3 separate regions of the Homo sapiens genome follow, and regions 2 and 3 are each linked to region 1. Evidence: chromatin contacts called from ENCODE Hi-C or POLR2A ChIA-PET data. All regions are on one chromosome and are shown on one strand. Each heading gives the region's core, a stretch centred on a gene start or an enhancer-like site at or near the end of the contact. The rest is flanking DNA. Distances are from core to core; before and after follow the strand shown. Region 1 holds the start of LINC02724 (long intergenic non-protein coding RNA 2724). Region 2 holds the start of FKBP2 (FKBP prolyl isomerase 2). Region 3 holds the start of GPR137 (G protein-coupled receptor 137).

What was found. Hi-C counts contacts between places; a loop is a spot of excess contacts on that map. ChIA-PET counts read pairs that join two places held with the same protein, here RNA polymerase II (POLR2A). Pooled maps may share reads with other maps.
Region 2: a loop to region 1 is called in a pooled map, with 4 times the contacts of the local background. The contact joins the promoter of FKBP2 here to the promoter of LINC02724 in region 1. A Hi-C loop is called at or near these places in 2 of 50 pooled maps. POLR2A ChIA-PET finds 5 or more read pairs at or near these places in 3 of 52 experiments (H1, MCF 10A and activated naive CD4-positive, alpha-beta T cell).
Region 3: a loop to region 1 is called in a pooled map, with 4 times the contacts of the local background. The contact joins the promoter of GPR137 here to the promoter of LINC02724 in region 1. A Hi-C loop is called at or near these places in 4 of 50 pooled maps. POLR2A ChIA-PET finds 5 or more read pairs at or near these places in 3 of 52 experiments (H1, HEK293 and WTC11).

Annotation. Positions count from the first base shown.
Region 1 is chr11:64,446,798-64,451,192 of GRCh38, reverse strand. LINC02724 (long intergenic non-protein coding RNA 2724) reads right to left here and starts at 2,136. Exons shown (of 2, transcript NR_073177.1): 1 at 1,541-2,136; 2 at 1-1,296. RefSeq lists a silencer at 1,416-1,611, a cis regulatory region at 1,389-1,658 and an enhancer at 1,548-1,797.
Region 2 is chr11:64,239,464-64,243,858 of GRCh38, reverse strand. FKBP2 (FKBP prolyl isomerase 2) reads right to left here and starts at 2,764. Exons shown (of 6, transcript NM_004470.4): 1 at 2,727-2,764; 2 at 1,301-1,475; 3 at 548-660; 4 at 362-408; 5 at 1-18. The coding sequence starts at 1,471. LOC114841035 reads right to left here and starts at 2,764. Exons shown (of 6, transcript NM_001370414.1): 1 at 1,646-2,764; 2 at 1,301-1,475; 3 at 548-660; 4 at 362-408; 5 at 1-18. The coding sequence starts at 2,579. The coding sequence ends at 1,782. RefSeq lists enhancers at 151-1,051, 1,954-2,854, 3,136-3,255, 3,296-3,355, 2,855-3,757 and silencers at 1,566-1,805, 1,836-2,855.
Region 3 is chr11:64,284,584-64,288,954 of GRCh38, reverse strand. GPR137 (G protein-coupled receptor 137) reads right to left here and starts at 3,107. Exons shown (of 7, transcript NM_001170880.2): 1 at 2,074-3,107; 2 at 1,941-1,990; 3 at 1,009-1,234; 4 at 741-890; 5 at 487-615; 6 at 234-352. The coding sequence starts at 2,430. BAD (BCL2 associated agonist of cell death) reads left to right here and starts at 4,290. Exons shown (of 4, transcript NM_032989.3): 1 at 4,290-4,324. RefSeq lists silencers at 3,031-3,770, 4,121-4,371.

The DNA of each region.
Region 1 (4,395 bases), core at 887-3,386:
CTGCCTCAAGTGCTGGGCACTGTGGCTCACACCTGTAATCCCAGCACTTTGGGAGGCCAAGGTGGACAGATCACTTGAGGTCAAGAGTTCGAGACCAGCCTGGCCAACATGGCAAAATCCCATCTCCACTAAAAAAAAAAAAAACAATACATTATCTGGGCATGGTGGTGCATGCCTGTAATCCCAGGTACTCGGGAGGCTGAGACAGGAGGATCGCTTGAACCTGGGAAGTGGAGGTTGCAGAGCCAAGATCGCACCACTGTACTCCAGCCTGGGCGACAGAGAGAAATTCTGTCTCAAAAAAAAAGAACCCTCCCAAGCAACATATTAGAATCTTCCCAGGGCCTTTTTAGGGGTTAGGGAGTCTTTCTGTACTAATTAACTCTCCAGTCTCCAGCTACTATGCAGCCTCCCTTGATCTAGAACCTTCAGAGTCCACATCTAGGAACATTCTCTAGACCCGGCTGGTCCCTGCTGGCTTGCTCCCACCACTCCTCTGCTTGTTAATCCCTCTTGGTCCCTGGCATGCAAAGCACATCCTTGGTCAGGTCATGCTGAGATATGATCCAGCTTTGAGCCTGGTGGTCAGGAGGGGAGGTGGGGACAGATGCTGGAGAGAGGAACTCCTTATCTTGTAAGGTCCCTTCCCTTAGTTTCTGCATGGTCTTTAAGCAAAAGAGGACCTCTGTCTTCCAACAGAGGCAATGGGTCACTTCTGCAGGCCAGGAGGTACAGGAGAATCTGGGGGTTCAATGTCTCAAGAGTGTCTCCTCAGATAGTCCATCTCAGATATCAGGGACCCCACCCTTCCCTTTGGGGCCCTGACTTTGGAGAAGGGACTTCCCTGGGCTGGAAATTTGGCCTTCTCTGGAGTCCTGCACCTTGTCTTCTGCCCTCTGACCCCTGGCTATAGAAGAGAAGCATTTCGTTAAATTCTGCCAAGGAATCCTGACTTTGCTTTAAATTGGTGATGCGTGGCCCTGAACTTGTCATTTTCCCTCTTCTAAGTGTCAGTAGTATTCAGTGACAGCCTCCCCACTCCACGTCCTTCTCACGGCTATTTTCCCATCTGTCTCTCAACATCAGTGATATTAAACGAGCCGGGCATCCCCGTCCACCTGAGTCCTGTCCCAGGTGACCACAGGCGGAGGCCTGAGCAGCTGCTCTGCCACCTCGTGCCAGGGGCCTCCGCAACGGGCTCCAGTCACCAGGGGCCAGCGGGGCATCCTCCTGCAGCATCCCGTCCTTGGGGCCAGCTTCCTGGGGCCCCTCCTGCTGTTCCCTGCCTTCAGCTGTCTGAAAACAGAGCCCAAGACAGGGATTTACTAGGGGAGGGCTCATCCTGGGACAAGCCGCCCAGGATGTGAGGGCAGAGGGGCGGGGAAGGAGAAAGGACTCGGTAAAGGCGTGGTCCCAGGGTAAATACAGCTCTGGCAGATATGCAGGGGGCCCTGGGGCAGAGGTATCGCCATCTAGAGGCAGGCGAGGGAACAGTCTTTTGTACAGTTAGCCGTGGGCTGTGGGCGTCGCCTGAACGTACCAGGTATTGTGGCTCCATTGGCTGAGGATGCTTCTCCAGCGAAGGAGGCAGGGAGCCGGGGAAGTGGGGTGGGGTCGCGACACCGACAGCAGCTGCCAGACCAGCCATGCTGCGCTCAGCTCCCTCAGGCTGTCACTCTTAATCATCATGTCACTATCTCTGGGGCGTGTCAGTCACCATCAACGACGTGTCCCCCAAGCTGCAGAGGACGCAAATCCAGCTCTCCAAGAGGCTCTGTTGGCCCTCTCCACATGGGCTTGAGGTCAGGGGTGGGGGCACGTTCGGACCGCCCTCCTGCCTCTCTGAAGAAGATCCTCCAAGTCCCGGCTCCAGCTCTCCGGCCTCTTTGGCAGCTGGGCGGGTGGCCATCCAGGAGGCCCGTTCTCCATGCCCAGTTTGGCAAGGCTCCTTGGGACGCCGGGCTCGCTGCCCCTGTTTTCTTAAAGCTTCGGCCCAAAGGGACCCAGAGTCTGAGGTTAACACTCCGTCATCCCAGCGTGAGCGGCGCCTGACTCCAGCTCTCGACTCCCCCACCTCCTATCCCCTGCGCCGGGCTCACCCTGCACTCCCACCTGCAAATCAGCAGAGCAGAGGCCAGCGCTCCCGACGTCCAGCACCACCCCAAGCGAGGCAGGGGGAGCTGAGTGGCCGGGAGCGCCATCTAGTGGGTGCCAGGGGCGAGTCCCCGAAAGAGACTGGAGAGCCACGACTCGGGCAGGGCAGGATGGTGTCCCAGGGAGGGCCGGGGCCCAGGCGCTGGACAGCAGAGGACATAAAGGGAGAGGCATGGGAGAGCGAGGAGCCAGGGTGCTTCCGGGGCGCATGAGCCCCACCCCAGCCTGCCCCTGCCCTCGTAACCAGATGACTCGGCTCAGGCAGGACACACCACGTCCAGTCTCTGTCCCCTCTCCAGACTCTTGGGAAAGTGTCACTTAAAATCCATTTGGGTCTGGTGTTTGCTTTATTCCAAGGAAAGGGGTAAGGAAAAATTCAGAAAAGGGGCGAGGGTCTCCCCTCTCCACAGTGGCAGTCAGGGGAATAGTGACATTCACCCCCTCCCCCAACCTGGTCTTGAACGTGGCAGGGAAGAGAACTGAGCCACCTGTCACCCAGAGGGGGAGGGGGAAGGTCAGAACTCCAGCCTTCCCACAGCAGACACGCCTGCGGGGCAGGAAGCAGGCAGGCTCCACGCAGTGTAGACATGTGCACTCACACGGATGTTAACAGTCTGGAAGAAACTGACCTGGCTGTGAATAGAGGCTCTCTCATGGGGAAGGGGCAGAAGATGGAGCTTTCACTTCTCCATTTATACACTTCTCCAAAATGTGGTGGGACCATGAGGAAACTGCACTTTCAGTTTTGATCTCTTTTTGTATTTTTTCAGTTAAAATGCAATTGGGAACAATGGGGTGTTAAGTGCCTCAGTGTGGAAGGCTGCGGCATCACCATTGAAATGCTGTATCAGACCTGGATTGGATCCACCCTCGACTCAGGGCTGTGCAAACTGGGACCCAGATCCCGCGCTGTGGGAACGGAGCCCTGCTCCGCTGTTTACATGTTGTCTCTGGCTGCGGCCTCGCTGTGACAGCAGAGTTGAGGAATTGCCACAGAGACTGTTATAGCCCACAAAGCCCAAAATATTTACTCGCTGGCTCTTTATGGAAAAAGTTTGCCAACTATCAAATTACAAGAAATACAGGGACTGGGGAGCCTGCTCAACAAAGCTAAGGGGACGTGACCAGCAAAATCCAGACTGCAGGCAACCATAGGACAAAGCGCCAGTTTCTTCAATACGTAATTTGCAACAGCAACCTGCTTACTAGAGGCCAGGAAGGGGAGGGGGAAAGGAGGGGATGAAGAAAGGTTGATGAGTGGGTACAAATACACACTTACATAGACGAAATAACATCTGGTGTTCAATAGATCAGTAGGGTGACATTAATCGATTGTACACTTCAAAATTGCTAGAAAAGAATAATCCTAATGTTCCTGGCACAAGGAAAAGATAAATATTTAAGATGATGGACATCCCAATTACCCTGATTTGATTATAGGAATGTATCCAATTATCATGCACATCCCGAAACTAGATACAGCTAGTGTATTTCAACTTTTATAAAGAAAAGAAAAAAACGGGCGGGGTGCAGTGGCTCGCGCCTGTAATCCCAGCATTTTGGGAGGCTGAGGTGGGCAGATCACTTGAGGTCAGGAGTTCCAGACCTGCCTGGCCAACATGGTGAAACCCCTTCTGTACTAAAAATACAAAAATTAGCCAGATGTGGTGGTGTGCACCTGTAATCCCAGCTGCTCCGGAGGCTGAGGCAGGAGAATCGCTTGAACCCGGGAGGCAGAGGTTGCAGTGAGCAAGACTCCATCTGAAAAGAAAAGAAAAGAAATGAAAAGAAAAGACAGAGGGGGCCCATAGATTTAAAAGAGGCTGAGCAGTGACAGATAATAGAAGTGTGGATGGTAAGAAAATAAAGTCTCATTTTTCATGGTAGCAAGTGAGATCTCAAATCCGAGATCAGAAAGTGAAGAAAATCAGGAATTAAGAGTAGAAGCCATTTCACTTAGAAATGAAGGTTTAAGAAAAAGATGAGGCCGGGCGCAGTGGCTCACGCCTGTTATCCCAGCACTTTGGGAGGCCGGGGCAGGTGGATCACCTGAGGTTGGGAATTCAAGACCAGTCTGACCAACATGGTGAAATTCCATCTCTACTAAAAATACAAAAATTAGCCGGGCGTGGTGGTGTATGCCTGTAGTCCCAGCTACTCAGGAGGCTGAGGCAGGAGAATCACCTGAACTCGGCAGGCGGAGGTTGCAGTGAGCCAAGATCGCACCATTGCACTCCATCC
Region 2 (4,395 bases), core at 1,515-4,014, 210 kb after region 1:
CTCCCCGCTCTCCATACCCTGTTGAAGATGCACAAAGAAACAGTCAGTGATGGCCAAGCTCCCTTCCAGTGTGGGCAAAGGGAGAGTGTTCCGCCCCTCTCAGCAAGAAGGCCAGAAATGGAGAAGGGTAATGGAGATGGGAAGGGGGTGCCAAAGGCCTGGCAAGGGCAGAGTGGGGCCACTACAGCTGAGTGCTTCAATGATCTTGCCCTGTACTCACTGCTAGACACAGCCAAACTTGGAGGAGGCATGTATTGTAATGAATGGATACGGTGAAGACCAATGAAAAGCTGAAGCAGCTTTCACCCTTCCCAGTCACACACCCCAAACTCGCTCTGCACCCTCAGGAGGGGCCTCTTACCTAGCTCGGATGGGATCACCAGCTTGCGCTTTTCCCCCTCACACATCCTGCAGGAAGACACATGCTCAGCCCATGGCAGCACCCAGGGCCCTTGTCTTGTATCCCTGGGGCTTGCCTCCCACAGCTTACCTCCTGGGCGGTGGCCATGCACGCCCCCACTCCCAAGCCCATTCCCCCATGACTCACCCCAGCAGCCCCTGGTCCCAGCCCTTGATGACCTGGCCTGTGCCAAGGGAGAAGACAAAGGGCTGGTTCTGGGGCAGGCTGCTGTCAAACTCTGTCCCATCTTCCAGCTTCCCCTGTGGAACCATGAGAAGGCCAGTGAGGAAGAGGGGACCACCCCTGACACCCCCTCCCTCAGCTGCTTTCCCCATCAAGCTGCCCCCCCACGCCCACCCACAGCCCTGGTGGTCAGTCCTTTTTGTTTTTTGAGATGGAGTCTCTGTTGCCATGGCTGGAGTGCAGCGGCGTGATCTCGCCTCCCTGCAGCCTCTGCCTCCCGGGTTCAAGCAATTCTTCCACCTCAGCCTCCCAAGTAGCTGGGATTATAGGCGCCCGCCACCACGCCTGGCTAATTTTGTATTTTTAGCAGAGAAAGTTTCATCATGAGGCCAAACTGGTCTCAAATTCCTGACCTCAGGTGATCCACCCGCCTCGGCCTCCCAAAGTGCTGGGATTACAGGGGTGAGCCACTGCGCCCAGCTGGTCATAGTTCTTTAAGAGGACAGAGCCTTGGGCAGCTCACAGTACACTGTCACTGCCTGCTGGTGCCCACCTGGGCAGTAGGCAAGGGCAAGGCAGAACCATGGAAACTGGCTTAGAGGCGAGAGGGGACTTGCCCAAGGTCACCTACCTGGCTTATGGAGAACCAGACTCCCAAGCACTCTCTGGTCCTCGGAAGCCCCACCCACTCCCAAAAGGCCCGCCCAACCCACTCACCGTGTAGTGCATGTGCAGGACATCCCCTTTGCGCGATTTGATGGGACAGTGGTCCACCCGCTTCTTGACCCCGATCTGCAGCTTCCTTTTGCCCTCGGCCCCCGTGGCCGTGGCCACGGCGCTCAGGCAGATGGACAGTACTGTCAGGACCCGGAACCAGCTCAGCCTCATGTCTCTGTGGGCACAGACCCCGACCGACCGACTGAACGTGGGGGAGGGCAGGGAGAGTATGGAACACGGGTAGGTAACAGGAGGGTTCCACCGCCACTGTATCTTCCTTGCCCCGGGGGATCCCCTTTGTCCCGGGTCACCGCCCTCTCCCCCGGGCTCCGGGGCCACACTTACCAGTCCAGTGAGAAGGGGGCTTGGCCGAGGACCCCAGCAGCGGGGGGAGGGGGTCAGGGGAGGCCACAGCAGCCAGGGACCCGCCCCTTTGCTCACCCCCATACCTTCCCTCCCTCCCAGTCCCCACCTCCGCTCTTCAGTTCCCGCCTGTCCCTTTACGCAAAGTCCAGACCCTATCTGGCTGCACTGCAGTTGCCCCGACTGGGCGGCCCCACTCACGCCACACCCAGCTGCCCCCGGTCCAGCACACCAACACCTCTGCGGCCGCTGCAGGGGGCCGGCCCCGAGGCACCCACACATCCCCACTGGGTGGCTCCGAGGAGCCCGGGTCCTCGGGAGATACCCCCCAGCCTGGCCCTGTGCTTCCGCCCGGGGCGCCGCCCCAACTCTGAGCCCTTGGGGGTCTCCGGGGCACCCAGACTGGCCCTGTGTCTGCTGGCCGCCGAGCCCGCTCCACCCACACCACCTCTCCCGGTGGAGTTCTCGGCCTACGGCGTCCCCAAGCCCGGCCACCACGGAGACCACCCCCGCGAGGACGCCCGGGGCCATTACTCGGGCCAGGCTCCTCACTTGGCTCCTTGGCACCGCCCTTCGGAGGACGCGGTACCGCCCCCGGGCCTGCAGCCCCGCCTTCGACAGAACTAGACCCCTTTTCCGGAGCCGTAGCCACGCCACTCACCGGCTGAAGCCCCGCCCCCAGCGCCTCCGCTCCGTCCCCCTCTGCTTCCGACCCCGAGGCTCCGCCTTTCACCTCCTCCAGCTCCTCCTTCAAGAGCCAGGCTCCGTCCCCCGACCCTCCTAGCTCCGCCCCCCGCCGCCGGGCTCCGCCTTCCACTGGCACCAGCTCGGAGGTCCCACCCGTCCCGGTTCCACGTCCCGCCCCGAGTCCCAGGACTCCGCCCCGTGCGGCGTGAGAACCCTCCCCCTGCGGCATCTCCGGACAGCTCCGGCCCCCACCCCCAATTTCCTCGTCACCTAGCTCTCGTTGACACTCGGAGCCCGGTCCGCTTCTGCCCGGCCTGATCCAGCCTGCCCTCTTGCACCCCGGCTCCCCCCAGCCCGGGCTGTGGCCCCCGCTCACCTCCTCGCCGCGCCCCCGGAGTCAACCCCGGTGGTGCTGCCGCCTCTGCGCAGGCGCGTCCTCGTCGCTACCAGGCCGGGCCACGCCGCCCTCCCTTATTGGACCGTGCGAAACCCGCGGCCACACGCCCGCTGGCACGGGTCTTTCCCGAGCCCCGCCCCCGCGACGCCGCTGCCCTGCGTCACTTCCGGCGGAGCGGTAGTCTGTAAGGTTAGGTGAAAGTGACTTCCGAAAAGGCCGGAGACACTTCCGGCCGAGGTGATAGTAAGGTCAGGCGGGCGTGGGTTCCCGGAGGGGGTCTTGAGGCGCCATTTCAAGTCGCCCCCAGCCTCTCCCACAGCACTCCTGTTTTCCCGGGCCTCATCATGGCCCACGGCCCTCAGTCGCTGTGGAGCCTGGGCTTCACAGTGACACTCACGTTTGAACTCCCGGTCGGCTGTGTGCTTGGTAGAATTTGTCATCCAATACAGGCGTGTAACACGGGCTTGATGACACCCACCCCACAGGGCCCCTGCAGGACCGAGATGATGTCCAATGACAAGCCCTGGCTTCCAGCCAATGCTCCTGCCCACATCTCTCTCCCAGGAGCCAGGCTTACCTCTACCTGTGCACCTGGGCTGTGACTCATGACTGGAATGATCTGGCTGGGCCTGTTCCCCCACCAGACTTATTTTCAGGCGCCCCAGCAGCCACCAAACATCTGTCAACTGAAGTAATGAACCTGCAGTTGAGAGGCAGCTAAACCTAGGTTGAAGGTTAGGGAGACAGCTGAGTTGAGGTCAAATCCCCCCGGCCAGTTAGCCTTTCTGAGCCTATTTCCTCAATTGTAAAAGGAAGACAATCATGATGCTGACCTCAGAATCGAGCGAGGAGAAAGTGAGGAGGTGCATGTGAAGCATTGTGCGTGACTGGTGGGGCTAACTGGGCTCTGGAGGCGGTAGCTCTGGGGCCCTAACCCCTTTCTGCCTCATGCTAATTGACCTATGGCATGTCCAGTGACATCATGACTGAGAAAATGATTTGAAAGTAGTAATCGCTGTCAGGAATTGTCTCCTGGTTCAACCCACTCCTGCCTTAGGCCCACTAAGATCATACCCACATGCTCTGACCCAACACCTCAGAGAAAGCCTCCATTAGGGTGGCTGCCCCTCCCAGTGGCTGCCCAATTGAGTTAACTCTGCCCCTGAATGTCCTGCTTCAGCAGGCAAAGCAGTGGTGCCCAAGGTTGGCCTTTCATCCACCCCAAACCACTCAGCCCTGGGCACTGGAGGCTGCAGGGAGAAGGGTAGGGGCTGGGCTTGGGCTAGGATAGACAAGTCAGGAGAATCTCAGGCAGCAACTGATGATGAAGGAAGCTGCAGGATGCAAGGGAGGCGAGGGTGGAGAAAACTGTGTGGGTTGGGCGGGCGCGGTGGCTCACGCCTCTAATCTCAGCACTTTGGGAGGCTGAGGCAGGTGGTTCACCCAAGGTCAGGAGTTCGAGACCAGCCTGGCCAACATGGTGAAACCCGTCTCTACTAAAAATGCAAAAATTAGCTGGGCATGGTGGTGGGCACCTGTAATCCTAGCTACTTGGGAGACTGAGGCAGGAGAATCGCTTGAACCCAGGAGATGGAGGTTGCAGTGAGTGGAGATTGTGCCATTGCACTCCAGCCTGGGTGACAGAGTG
Region 3 (4,371 bases), core at 1,858-4,357, 160 kb after region 1:
ACAGAACCCCTGTGACCTAGACCTTCGGGGCCCAGGACAAAGTACATCTCTAGGCAAGAGGTGGAGGCTTTAGCAATAGGAACCCAGGGGACCTCACCTAGTACAGATGGGGAAGCAAAGGCCATGGCAGGGGTGGAAGGCAAGACCCGGCTATCTCGGTCCCCCATAGCTTGATGGAGCCAGCGGGGTGGGCGGGTAGGGCAGGGGTACTGAGGCAGTGCCACGGCTCCTACCTGGTGCTCTCACCCCGGCTGTGCTCCCAGGAGCAGCCCTCATCTTCACAGTGCCCAGCCCGGTCAAAGAAGTAGGACCGAGAGGCAAAGACCTGCCCATTGAGGATGTGGCTGGTGCTCTGGGGGAGGAAGCCATCATCGATACTTACTCCTGTCCTGCACTGGCCTCCCAGGCCCAACCCCAGACTCCAACCCAGGATTTGCAACATCCGCCCCCTCCACTGGCCCCACAGAAGAGGGAGCAGACCCTTACCAGGTCCTGTGGGGGCCGGTGCACCCGGAAGAAGCCCACCAGCAGGGTGGTGGGCAGTAGCTCCCACACGAAGAGGATGAGGCCAAATACCAGGTAGCCTTTGTTCCCCAGGTCATTCACCAGGTCCGCCTGTGGGAAGGCAGGGGCTGGTGCCAGTCTGCAGTCACGCCAAAGGGGTAGTGGGACAGGGCCCAGGCCAGCTGGGGCCAAGGTGCCACGGCTACTAAGGAGGTGGCAGACATGCGTATGCCCACCTGGTCAGACACATTGTACCAGTCGTAATCGAAGGTGTCCAGCCGGCTCTGGGGGGCCAAGGCCAGTGCTGTCAGGTTGTAGCAGGCCCGGCTGGCATAGAGCAGGACCATGGCGCCACCCATCGCGGCCGCCTGGCACACACTGGTCCCCTGGCACAGGTAACAACAGAGGACCCTCAGGGAGAGAAGGCTCCCAGCTTCCTCTACACCCTGAGAACCGCTGCCGAGAGACCCAAAAGACACCTGGGCATCAGTGCTGCAGCCCTACCTTGGCCTCCAGGTAGATGCTAGTGGAGGGCGCCCGCCTGGCGACGAGGCAGAGGCAGGCAGCAAGAGACAGCGCGCAGATGACGAACAGGGAGTCGCTCACCAGGACGCGGACAAGCAGCAGGGCCCAGGGCTGTGCCCGGCGCCGATGGGAGAGCACAGCACACAGCACGTTCACCAGCAGAAAGAGCAGCGAGGCCCCCACAAAGGCCCCTCGGACAGCGAGCCTGCAGCCACAGCACAGTCAGCGCGGGCCCTCAACAGCCCTCAGCACTCACCACCTGCCCCACCTCCTGCAGGAAACCCCAATGTCGACAAAACTCAGGGCATCCAGTCTGAGCCCTGTTCCTCCACTCTTACAGATGGAGAAACTGAGGCCCAAAAAGGTCAGAAGGTGACTGACAGCCATGGTACTTCGGAAGGTGCACCAACTGGAGTCAGAAGTCTCTGTCTGAGCCCCAGCTCTGCGACCTTGATCCTGCTGTCTTACCTGGCTGGGCCTCAGTTTCTTCATCTCTCAAGGGAGGATAGTAGCCTCTCAGGGAAATTGTACAAATAAAAGATGGCTGGGAAAGCTCTTTATAAACCGTAAGACACTGTACAAATGACGAGGGCATTGCGGCCCCAGGTCACCCAGGAGTGCATATGGCTTTGGTGCTTCCATGGGCTGGAGCCTCCAGCTCGCCCTCCATGGTGGATGACACTGGGGCCCTCTCCCTCACACTACCACAAGCATTCCTATTCCTGTGCCTTGCAGATCTGCAAGGCCTCTGCTGAGCCATCTGCGCCAGGTGCTTTAACTTTTCCAAGATCTTCCACAGACATTCCCTGGGTTGCCTTTGTCTCAGCCCTGAGAGGTGGGAAGGGATCTACATGGGACTGTCACCTGCCCCTGACCTGGAGGCTGAGCCCACCAGTGTCCCGAGTACTTACAAGCCTCGGCTCATCTCCGGCCGACGCTTCACCTTGGCCTTGAACACCACCTAGGAGCAGAGATGCCCTTCACTCCTGTGGGTCCTTGAGGCTTGCCACCTCCCGCCCCCCACCCGGGACCACAGTTGGTTACCTGGGCAAAGTAGAGGTTCATAAGCGTCAAGGTGAAGAACTGCAGGCAGACGGGGCAGCAGTAGAGAAGCCAGAAGGGCAAGGGCCCCAGGCGGTTGGCGCGGGGAGTATCTCGGAAGTAGAAGGAGAAGAGGGTGGTACGCAAGGCGGCCCAGAGCAGACAGAGGGCCAGGAACACCGTCTGATAGCTGAGACGCTTGTGCCCATACAGAAGCACCAGCCAGAGCTGGGCATAGACGGAGAAGAAGAGCAGGGCATACAGGGTGGTGTAGGCAGCTGTCAGCCCCAGGGTCACAGCAGGTGGCAGCGCAGGCACCAGCCCGGCAGCAGGCACCAGGCCAGACAGGTTACTCTCCATGTCAGGGAGGGAGGCCTGAATCCCGGAGACAGACAAGGAGGGACTGTCGGCGGGACCAGGGAAATAAATACGGAGGGGTGGGAATTGCAGGGTGCAGAGAGGGAGATGGGGCGCTCAGGAGGAAAGAAGTTGTGGCTGACAGGCCCCTCCTCCTCAACAGAGAGACCCTTGCCCTTGGGGAACACAGGCAGCCTGGGCCCCAGGCCCCTCACTCAGGGGCATGGAAGGGCAGTCTCTTTTCTCCAGGACAGACCGGATAGGGGTTGGGGGTGTCTCCTCCCTGGGCCTACCCCAGAGCCAAGGATGGGGGGATGCAGAGGCCCAAGGAGAGGACTCCCTGGCCTCGGTCGTTCATGTCGTCCTGGGTGGAGGGGGAGAGCCGGCTGATACCCGTCGGGTCAGGGCAGCGGCCGCTGCGAGGGGCGCCCAATGCCCCGCTCTCCCCCTCCCCAAGCTGGGGGAGGCTCTCTCTCCTCCAATAATGCGGATGGGGAGGGCCTCTGCCTCCTGTCCTCGTAATTCTCGAAAGCTGCCCCCGCCCCACCCTCCCCCACCGCGTCCACGCTCCAGCCTCAAGGGGAGGGAGGAGGCGGACGCCAGGTCCTCAGGCCGCTGATGGGAGAGCCGGCTCAGGTCGTGGGGACCCGGGGCTCCGGCTCCCCGGCTCCCGCTGCTCCGCCCCCCTCCCCCTCCGCGCCTGCGCGGGCGCCGTTCGCTACGCAAATTGCGCAGCGGCCCGGCTGGCTCCGCAGTCCAGCGCCGCACCCGGCGTGAAACCGTACGAGAATTGGCGCGAGCTGCGCCGCTGGCGGGCGCCCGGGGTTACGGGAGGCGGCAGGAGGGCGGCCGAGTTGCGGGGGCCGTGCCGCATCCAGGGGGTCCCCGGGTGGGCCGTGCCCCGTGCCGCCCGCCTTTACTTGTATGGGGGTCCGCCAGTTCCCACGCTCCTCTCTCCTATACCCAAATCGGGGTCGTGCCGCCCGGCCGGGGGCGGCAACGGATTCCCGTCCCTCGGTCTCTGAAGAAAACTTCCGCCCATAGCCAAGATGGCCCCCGGGCCCCGCCCCCGGGCCTGAACCCGCGGAGCCCCGAATCCCCCGCGCGGGCCCGCCCCTCGCCCCGGCGCGCCCGCGGCCCTGCTCACCTGGCCGGCCGCCTGCCAGGCGTGAAGCCCCCACGGGCCCTACGGTCCTCCCTCACCGGGTCCCCGGCCCTCCTCCCGCGCCCGGGCAGCCATCCCAGCCAGGGAGGAGGTTCCTTTCCTTATCTCCAGTGCCCCCGAGATGGCGCGGGAGGTGTCCCCCGAGGCGGGCGGCGCGAAGCTTCCGCGCCTGGGAGGAGGAGCGGGGAGCGGGACTTTCCGACCGGGCACCCAGTCCAGGCGGAGCGGTAACAATAGCAACAATAATCACATCCGACGGCTGAGCTTCAGTTGTGGCTGTGCCAAGCGCCTTCGCCCGCAGTAATCACTCCCTTCACAAAGTTTTCACTGGCTCCCGGGGGAGCTGTCACTATCCCCACTTCACTGGGGGGAAACTAAGGCCCAGAGGGGCTGAAGGACTTGTTGGCAGAAGTGGGTCTCCAGGTTCCAAATGGGGACCCCAGAGAATCCCTCTCCTGCTCCCACACACGCCCAAGGTGTGAGGCAGCGAGGATGTGAGCCCCGGGGCCGAAGGAGGGAGGAAAAAGGATGCGGACGAGGAGCCTTGGATCCGGCGGGGGGGCGGGGCCGGGCCGGGTTGACCCCGCCTCTGGACCTACCCGAGTGACGTTCCGAGAGGTGATTGGGCCAGGTCGCTGACAGTTCCCGTTGCCCAAGCAACTAGGGCCCGGAGCCCGGGGTGCTGGAGGGAGGCGGCAGGCCCGGGTCAGGGGCCTCGAGATCGGGCTTGGGGTGAGACCTGTGCGCCGTCACCACGGGCGGGGCGGGGCCTGGGTCCA